2 separate regions of the Homo sapiens genome follow, and region 2 is linked to region 1. A link is an interaction called in ENCODE POLR2A ChIA-PET data of the cell type or tissue named here. Cell type or tissue: Caco-2. All regions are shown on one strand. Region 1 overlaps PIK3C2A (phosphatidylinositol-4-phosphate 3-kinase catalytic subunit type 2 alpha). Region 2 overlaps PIK3C2A (phosphatidylinositol-4-phosphate 3-kinase catalytic subunit type 2 alpha).

Evidence for each region. Peaks named below come from ENCODE experiments on the same cell type or tissue, not always from the same donor. Only the 100,000 strongest peaks of a DNase experiment are listed, where the experiment ranks them.
Region 2: POLR2A ChIA-PET joins it to region 1 with 6 read pairs; 7 of 35 experiments call an interaction of 5 or more read pairs at or near these places.

Annotation. Positions count from the first base shown.
Region 1 is chr11:17,200,972-17,205,971 of GRCh38, reverse strand. The region is part of intron 1 of PIK3C2A (phosphatidylinositol-4-phosphate 3-kinase catalytic subunit type 2 alpha); the gene reads left to right. Among named protein-coding and RNA genes, the nearest start is that of PIK3C2A, 4.5 kb to the left of the region's middle. RefSeq lists an enhancer at 3,561-4,062. In Caco-2, no CTCF peak of the experiment used is centred here; a DNase peak (open chromatin) is centred at 2,201.
Region 2 is chr11:17,138,105-17,143,104 of GRCh38, reverse strand. All of the region lies in intron 8 of PIK3C2A (phosphatidylinositol-4-phosphate 3-kinase catalytic subunit type 2 alpha), which reads left to right. It also overlaps the pseudogene RPL34P24. Among named protein-coding and RNA genes, the nearest start is that of RPS13, 63 kb to the right of the region's middle. In Caco-2, no CTCF peak of the experiment used is centred here; no DNase peak of the experiment used is centred here.

The sequences.
Region 1 (5,000 bases):
TTTGTGTTTTTTCAATAGAGACTGGTTTACACTATGTTGACCAGGCTAGTCTCGAACTCCTGACCTCAAGTGATCTGCCCGTCTTGGCCTCCCAAAGTGCTGGGATTAAAGACTTGAGCCACTGCACCTGGCAGTTTTTTCTGTTTTATAGAATACAAAAGCTGGCATGTTTGCATTGAGGAATTTTAGAAACTAACTTTTTGTAATGAATAACTGTATACTAAGTTTGTTTCTTCTGCAATTAATAGTTCTAAAATTTTCAATTAATTGAAGATTGCTTGCATTAATTCCCATGTCCAGGACTCTTTCTGTAGCACAAAGTTTTGCATTTAAGTAAGCACATTCAATAAGTGAACTTATACCTAAAGAGTGTTGAATTTCCTGAGAACTCAGAGTTCTTATAGAGCATCAGAGCAGCAGTAGTGCAAAGCATTTTTTGTAACTTGTTTTTCTTTGATAACATGAATTATTCTTTTTTTTTTTTTTTTTTTTTTTTTTGAGATGGAGTCTCACTCTGTTGACGAGGCTGGAGTGCAGTGGCACGATCTTGGCTCACTGCAACCTCCACCTGCCGGGTTCAAGTGACTCTCCTGCCTCAGCCTCCCGAGGAGCTGGGACTACAGGCGTGTGCCGCTATGCCCAGCTAATTTTTGTATTTTTAGTAGAGACGGGGTTTCACCATGTTGGTTGGCCAGGATGGTCTTGAGCTCTTGGCCTTGTGATCTGCCCACCTCGGCCTCCCAAAGTGCTGGGATTACAGGCTTGAGCTACCCTGCCCGGCTCTTTTTTTCTTTTTTGAGACAGTCTCACTCCGTCACCCAGGCTGGAGTGCAGTGGCGTGATCTCAGCTCACTGAAACTTTTGCCTTCTGGGTTCAAGCAATCCTCCTGCCTCAGCCTCCCAAGTAGCTGGGATTACAGGTGCACACCACCACACCCACCTAAGTTTTGTATTTTGGTAGAGACGGGGTTTCACCATGTTGGTCAAGCTGGTCTTGAACTCCTGACCTCAAGTGATCCGCCCGCCTCGCCCTCCCAAAGTACTGGGATTACAGGTGTGAGCCACTGCGCCTGGCCTATGCATTGTATTAATTTAGCATATTCCAAAAATAATTTAAGACAGGCAAATGATAAATGTGGATGTTTCTGGTGGTGCATCACATTGTAGGTGATTTCATTTTAGTAGTTGTACCTGCATAGGGCTAAAAATTAACCCTCTCAAAGCTCTGAGAGTGCCGGAGGGCCTGAAAGAGTGCCTGGTACTTCAAAGGTTCCCAGGGATAAGAAAAATGAATGAGACAGTGCTTGCTCTCAAGAATTTCTCATCCATTTGGAAGACAACGTACATTTTATAACAGTATAATTATAAGGGCAGGCTAAATAGGATATGGTCACCTGGGCTGGGAGATGGAAAAGGAATGAGGGGGTTTGAGGAGGAAGAGGATGCTCAAGTTGAGTCTTAAATGATTAATTCCTTCTATTCATAAGGGCAGGATGGATAAACGTGATCAGGTTCTAGGCCCTGCTCTGCTTCTATCAAGCGGTGAGATATTGAGCAAACTGCTTAATACTTCTGGTATCCATTTTCCTTATTCAGGATTCGACTACATATATAAAGCAGTGCTGTACATGAGAAATATGTGAGCCAAAAATGGGAGTCACATAGGTAGGAGATTTTACATTATTTTTTTCCCCTAAATCTTTTAAATCTGGTGTATGTTACACTTGGTACATCTCAATTTGGAACAGCCACATTTCAGGCACTTAATAGCTCCATGTAACTAGTAACTGCCATATTGGACAGTATAGATCTAGAGGCTGGGTGCATTAATGCATGCCCATAGTCCAGTGCTTTGGAGGATCGAGGCAGGAGGATCTCTCTTTTTTTTTTTTTTCTTTGAGACGGAGTCTCGCTCTGTCGCCAAGGCTGGAGTGCAGTGGCGTGATCTCCGCTCACTGCAAGCTCCGCCTCCCAGGTTCACACCAGTCTCCTGCCTCAGCCTCCCGAGTAGCTGGGACTACAGGCGCCCGCCACCACGCCCAGCTAATTTTTTATATTATTTTAGTAGAGACAGGGTTTCACGGTGTTAGCCAGGATGGTCTCAATCTCCTGACCTTGTGATCTGCCCGCCTCGGCCTCCCAAAGTGCTGGGATTACAGGCGTGAGCCACTGTACCCTGCCAGCAGGAGGATCTCTTGAGCCTAGGAGTTTGAGGCTGCAGTGAGCTATGATCACCACTGCACTCCAGCTTGGGTAACAGAGTGAGACACTGTCTCAAAAAACAACCACCACCACAAAAAAGATCTAGAGGCTATTCTGTCTTGGTTCTCTGCTTGAAAAAGGAAAAGGGACTCCAATGAGAAAATTATCACTGGTAATTTATAATTTGTAATCATTTTGATGGTACTCATATATGATGTTCTTTTGATGAGAATTATGGTCATACTTGCAAATATTGCTGTAAGTATCTTTCAGGTTGTTCATAGGATTATGGTTGGGATGAGAAGAAATGTCTTTGTTTTCTCTGCATCTGTAGTGGAGTCATATTTTTGTTATCTTTATTTTGTTCATTTATGTATACTTTGTATCCTTTTTTTCTACAGTATGTTATTTCTTTTTTTCTTTCTTCTTTTTTTTTTCTAATAGAGATGGTGTCTCACTATGTTGACCAGGCTGGTCTTGAACTCCTGGCCTCAAGCGATCCTCCCATCTTGGCCTCCCAAACTGCTGGGATTACAGGCATGAGCCACTGCACTCGGCCTGCAGTCTGTTTTTCTAATGTAATGGATTTAAAACACAATGAGAGTGCATATGGACATTTTAGAAAGTTAAAAGGAGAATTTATACAATTTTAAACTAATTCTTGGATTTCTTAAAATTTTAAACTTAGCTATTTGGGTACAAAAACAAATGGGATTTATAAATCCTCTTTTAATAGATTTGAAGGCAGTTATTGTTGGCTTAGCAACAAGTATTTATCTTTTAACCTTGAGACTGCATTAAGATAGTGTATAATTAACATGCTTACTGTTAAACATAAGGCTTTCTGTTAGTATTACAGTATAACAGTTACATTATTGATATGACTGATGTGCAATGTTGGTGCACTTAATTTGCTGTGCACTGAGCTTGGTTAAAAAACACTAGTGGCTAATTTTAGACAAGATAGCTATGACTGACAATAATACATCTTTACACTTGGATTGACTGATGGTTATAGCTTAGCTAACACTGTTTTCCCTCCAAGACCTTATTACCTGTGAGGTAAATACAGCAAGTATTCTGATTTTGCTGAGGCCCAAAGATGTTGTGACTTACTTAGCATAATAAATTAGAAGCATTGCTTGAATTCAGGTCTTAACAATGCTAGGCCCAGTGTTCTGTTCTTTTTTTTTTTTGAGGGAGGTTCTCTCTGTGTCGCTCAGGCTGGAGTGCAGTGGCTCCATCTCAGCCTACTGCAACCTCTGCCTCCCACACTTGGGTGATTCTCCCACCTTAGCCACCCAAGTAGCTGGGACTACAAGCACGTGCCATCACGCCTGGCTAATTTTTGTGTTTTTTGTAGAGGAGGGGTTTTGCCACATTGTCCAGGCTGGTCTTGAACCCCTGGGCCCACCTTGGCCTCCTAAAGCGCTGAGATTACAGGCATAAGCCACCACGTCCACCCCAGTATTCTTTTCTTTTCTTCCTTCTTTCTTTTTTTTTTTTTTTTCTGGAGATGAAGTCTCACTCTTGTCGCCCAGGCTGGAGTACAATGGCGCAATCTCAGCTCACTGCAACCTCCGCCTCCTGGGTTCAAGTGATTCTCTTGCCTCAGCCTCCCGAGTAGCTGGGATTACAGGTGCATGCCACCATGCCCGGATAATTTTTGTATTTTTGGTAGAGATGGGGTTTCACCATTTTGGCCAGGCTGGTCTTGAACTCCTGACCTAAGGCGATCTGCCCGCCTCTGCCTCCCAAAGTGCTGGGATTACAGGTGTGGGCCACCGCCCCGGGCCCCAGTATTCTTTTCATTGAATCTCTTCATATGGCATTTGAGTGTTTAGATACATAGTACAAACCAGATTTTTGGAGTGTATAAAGAAATAGTTACTTCCTGCCTTTGGGAAGTTTATATTCCAACTAGGAGAGACCAACTAACTACAATCCATGTAGCAAAAAGTACTTCAGTTATTTAAAAAAATTTGTTACGGGAAAGAAAAGATGTAAGGGATAATATAGTCAAATGGAAAATAGATAAGAGTTAATTAGACAAGATTTTTGAGTAAAGAGTTTAGATTGTAAATCCTTACTATAGGAAGAAGAAGATGATGAGGTGTTAAGGATAGTGTTATTTCAATGCACAGAGAACAACTTAAGGGAAAACTTAGCTAAGGGAACATAAAACGTAGGTTTAGGGAAAGCTTTTCTTTTTTTTTTTCTTTTTTCTTTTTTTTTTTTTTTTTTGAGACGGAGTCACGTTCTTTCACCAGGCTGTAGTGCAGTGGTGCGATCTTGGCTCACTGCAACCTCTGCCTCCCAGGCTCAAGTGATTCTCCTGCCTCAGCTTCTCAAGTAGCTGGGATTACAGGCACACGTCACCACGCCCGGCTAATTTTTGTATTTTTAGTAGAGATGGGGTTTCACCATGTTGGCCAGGATGGTCTCAATCTTTTGACCTCATGATCTGCCTGCCTCGGCCTCCTGAAGTGCTGGGATGACAGGCATGAGCCACCACACCAGGCCTAGGGAGGGGTTTTCAAGGCTTATTTTTTATTTTTATTTTTTAGATAGAATATCGCTCTGTAACCCAGGCTGGAGTGCAGTGGCACGATCTTGGCTCACTGCAACCTCCGCCTCACAGGTTCAAGCGATTTTCCTGTCTCAGCTTCCTGAGTAGCTGGGATTACAGGCGTCTGCCACCACATCTGGCTAATTTTTGGGTTTTTAGTAGAGACGGGATTTCACCATGTTGGCCAGGCTGGTCTTGAACTCCTGACCTGAAGTGATCCGCCCACATC
Region 2 (5,000 bases), 63 kb after region 1:
GAGTTTCGTATGGAGTGTCCAGGCTAGAGATAATAAACTTGGAAATCATCAGAATATAAATTGTATTTTGCAGCCATAGGCAGGATGAGGTCACCAGGAAAATCATTGTAGATGAAGAGTTGCCCATCTTAAAAAAAAAAAAATCCCCACCCCGCCCCCTGCCGCAGGAGCCACACCATTTCTCTATTCTCCTTGCCACAAAACTTCTGAAAGTTAAGTGGTTTTACAGCTTCCAATTCCTTTCTTCCCATTCTCTTATATGCCCACTCCAATCAGTTTAGTACTTCCCTGAAACTGTACTTATTAAGGTCATCAAGGACTTCCATGATCCTGAATTCAGTAGTCAGTTCCTAATCTGTTGATGGATGGATCGATGGATGGATGGATGACAGGGTGTCACTCTGTCACCCAAGCTGGAGTGCAGTGGTGTGATCACAGATCACTGCAGCTGCAACCCCCTGCAGATTTCTCTGTGTTGTCTGGGCTGGTCTTGAACTCCTGGGCTCAAACAATCATCTTGCTTCGGCCTCCCAAAGTGTTAAGATTACAGGTGTGAGCCACTGTGCCCACCAAGTCTTTATTTTTCTCAACCTGTCTGTATTTTTTGATACAGTTGATCATGTCTTTCTTTTTGAAATACTTAGTTGGCATCTGGGATACCACCTTCTGCTTTCCTTATTTCCATTAGCTGCTCTGTCTCACTCTTACTTGTGGCTTCTTCCTTATCTTCCTGACTACCAAACATTAGCATATCCCCAGGGCTCAGTTCTAGGACCTCTTCTCTCTGTATTCACATCCTAGGTGATCTTGGTATATCCCTATACTGATTGACTCTGAAATTTATATGTCTAACCTTAACCTTTTCCACATCTCCAGACTCAAATATCTATTACTTGACATCTTTATGTGAATATCTAATTAATTGACATCTCAAATTTAAGATGTACAAAACTGAATTTTTTATAGTACCCATCATATCTATTCATCCATCGACCTTTCCTTTCTCTTTTTAAGAGTTTATTTTTTGAGAGCAATGTTAGGTTCAGAGCAAACTGAGAGGAAGGTACAGAGATACCTCATATACCCCCTTCCCTACACATGCATAACTTGACCTCATTATTTCCCTTTTTAATAAATGGCAACTTTGTCTTCCATTTGCTCAGACCAAAACCCTGGAGTCATCCTTGATGTCTCAAGAAAAAGATCTTATACATTTCACATTCAGTCTAATTCTGGTCAGCTCCACCTTGAAAATACATTTAGAATGTGAGCACTTTCATCATTACCAAAGCTATACTCTAGTCAACTGCAGTAGTTTCTTACTAATTTCCCAGTGTCTACCCCTGCCCTCTACAGTATGTCTTCCACAGGCAACCAAAATGATCTTTTGAAAATAAGTCACTAAATGTAATGTGATATCCTGGATTATATTCTGGAAGATAAAAAGCTCATTAGTGGAAAAGTTGGTGAAATCTGAATAAAGTTTGAAATTTACTTAATAGCAATATACCAGTGTTAATGTCTAGCTTAGACAAATGTAACGTGGTTTATGTAAGATTTACTTAGTCTAGTTTTCCAACATTATATGGGAACTTTGTATTTTTTTATAACTGTCTATAAATTTAAAATTATTAAAAGGTAAAGATTTTAAAAATGAAAATAGGAAAATTAGCCGGGTATGGTGGCGTGTACCTGTAATCTCAGCTACTCGGGGCTGAGGTAGGAGAATTGGTTGAAACCGGGAGGCAGAGGTTGCAGTGAGCTGAGATCACACTGCTGCAGTCCAGTCTGGGTGAATGAGACCTGTCTTAAAAAAAAAAAAAAAAAGGAAAAGAAAAGAAGAGCAGAAAGCAAAATAAGAGAAAATCAAAGGCAGAAGGTGGGGCTTTGAAAAGATAACGTTTGTAAATCCTTTAAAAAGTGTTAGATCATGTCACTCCTTCACTGAGAATCCTGTTTACTCTCTTACTTAGTAAAATTCAAAGCCCTAATTGTAGCTTCAAGGTTCCGCACAGTATGGACTCACTACCTCTCTGATCTGGCTTCTTATCACTTCCCTTTGTTTTTTTTCTGGTTGATTATCTGCCAGTTATGTTCCCCACTGGGGACCCCTGTGCATGTTGTTCCCCTCTAAATGCTTTTCCCTGTGACATTTGCATGGCTCACCCTTACACTTTTTTAAGGTCAGTGCCCAAATATCACCAGAGATTTCTTTACTCACCATCTTATCTAAAATAGTAACTCTATATTATACTTATCCCCCTCCTTTATTTTTATAGCTTTATTGAGGTATAATTTATATATCATAAAATGTACCCATTATATGCACACAATTCAGTGATTCTTAGCCAATGCATAGAGTTGTATAATTATCACCACAATCCAGTTTTAGAACATTCTCATCACTCCCAAAAAAGTTTCCTTGTACTGATTTGCAGTCAATCCTCACTCCCAGCCTCAGCCCCAGACAACTACTAATCTGGTTCCTATTTCTATAGCTTTGCCTTTTCTGGACATTTCATGTACATGGAATCATGTACTATGTAGTTTTTTACATCTGGTTTCTTTCACACACCATACTGTTTTTGAGGTTCATCCATGTTGTAGTAGGCATCTATAGTTCACTTTTTTCTTGCTGAAAAATATTCCAGGCTACCCCACATTTTGTTTATTTGCCAAATGATTAGCATTTGGACTTAAACTTTATAATTTTTGGTTATCATGAATAATGCTGTTATAAACATTTATGTATGAGCCCATGGATATATGTTTTAATTTCTTTTGGATGGATTTTAGGGGGAGATCAAGAAGTTGCTGAAGTTTTTTTTATTGTTGTTTATTTTATCTTTTTTAAAGAAATGGAGGTCTCACTGTCTTACCCAGGCTGGCTTCAAACTCCTGGGCTCAAGAGATCCTCCCACCTCAGCTTCTCAGGTAGCTAGGATTACAGCCACACACCACTGTGCCCAGCTAGGAAGTTGCAGAGGTTTTGATTACTCCTGGCCTTTAGTTTTCTGAAGATAGGATGTTAATTCAATTTGCTAAAATGAAGTCAGGATGGCAGTAGGGGTTTTGAGGCAAGGAATAATGGTTTGGTTTAATATCCTATAGGGAATGGGAAGGAGAGCTGACCAAGGGCAGATTAAAGGAATTTTAGGTGCCGTGGAAGTTTGTGCTGAAATTGAGGACTGTTGAATCTATAAGATTTTCCTAAAAGTGCTCAGCTGCCTGGTAGAAGAAGCAGAGAAGAGTTTAGTCAGAATGAGGGAGTGAGGACAGAAGAGAGTTTGGTCAGAATCAGAGTGTGAGGACTGGAAGCAAAGGGGTTGTAACCAGATATGATATTGTGGTTAAGGTTTCAATAGGATACCATTTGGGGGTTGAATATATTGTGAATTTTCCACATGGACGTTTATGTAACGGAGGCTTGTATTACAGGATGTAGGGTAGAAAGTTAGATAAATATCCAATGCAAAAATATGGCATGCCGTTGGGGAAATGACCATGTCGGTAGTAAGATGTATCAGCGTGGGCCAGCCAGGAGACGGAAATTGTACTAGTTACTTGAAAAGGGAAATTTAGACAGGGCATGGTGGCTCATGCCTGTAATCCTAGCACTTTAGGAGGTGGAGGTGGGCAGATCACCTGAGGTCAGGGGTTGGAGACCAGCCCAATATGGCGAAAGCCGGTCTCTACTAAAATTACAAAAATTAGCCGGGCATGGTGGCACATGCTTGTAATCCCACCTTCTCGGGAGGCTGAGGCAGGAGAATCATTTGAACCCAGGAGGCGAAGGTTGCAGTGAGCTGAGATCATGCCACTGCACTCCAGCCTGGGTGACAGAGTGAGATTCCACCTCAAAAAAAAAAAAGGGAAATTTAAAGAATCATTAGGCCGGGCGTGGTGGCTCATGCCTGTAATCCCAGCACTTGGGGAGGCCGAGGCAGGTGGATCACCTGAGGTCAGGAGTTTGAGACCAGCCTGGCCAACGTGGTGAAACCTCGTCTCTACTTTAAAAAAAATACAAAAATTAGCTGGGCGTGGTGGCAGGCACCTGTAATCCCAGCTACTTAGGAGGCTGCGGCAGGAGAAACGCTTGAACCTGGGAGGCGGAGGTTGCAGTGAGCCAAGATCGCGCCATCGCACTCCAGCCTGGGGGACAAAAGCGAGATTTCGTCTCAAAAAAAAAAAATCATTAATTAGTAAAAGATGATTAATTGCTTTAAGGGGTGAAAGAGGACTCTAAGGCAGGAATTGGCATACTATGGCTCACACACCAAATCTGGCCTGCTCTCTGTTTTTGTAAATAAAGTTTTATTGGACCTATAGTGACAGTCATTTGGTCATTTGTTTATGTATTGTTTGTGTCTGTGTTCACGTTTTAATGGCAGAGCTGAATTGGTGCCAGAGACTGTATGGCCCACAAAGCCTAAAATATTTACTAACTGGCCTTTTAAAGGAAAAGTTTGCCAACCCTACTCTAAGGGGTCCAGCGATAGGAGGTGCATAAAAGCAGCTGTCACCTCTAGGCTGAGGAAAAAAGGACAGTAAAACACTCTGAGGACTGTGATAAAGTCTCTCCCCGAACCTTAGACTGAAATTTAGTCTCTTTGAAGAGAGTATGGCTCTCACAGGAATACATAGTTGCCTATGGCAAAGAAACCTGCTAGATAAATTTAGCCAAAGGTGTCAGGTAGGAGAACATAGCATGAGGGTGCAGCTAGAGGTAGTCTTTGAGGACTACTCAGCTCTCACACTGAATTAAAAAAAAAAAAAAAAGGAAGCTGGCTGTTTTTCGTCTTCCGGGGCATTTGGCATATCCTCATAGGCTTTCCTAGCCTGTCCTGAACCCCTGGTAATAGAATTGTTTACCTTTGTACCAAGAAGGTTGGGAAAGCACCAAAATCTGCATGTGGTGTGTACCCAGGTAGACTTTGAGGGGTTCGTGCTGTGAGACCTAAAGCCCTTATGAGATTGTCCAAAACAAAAAACATGTCAGC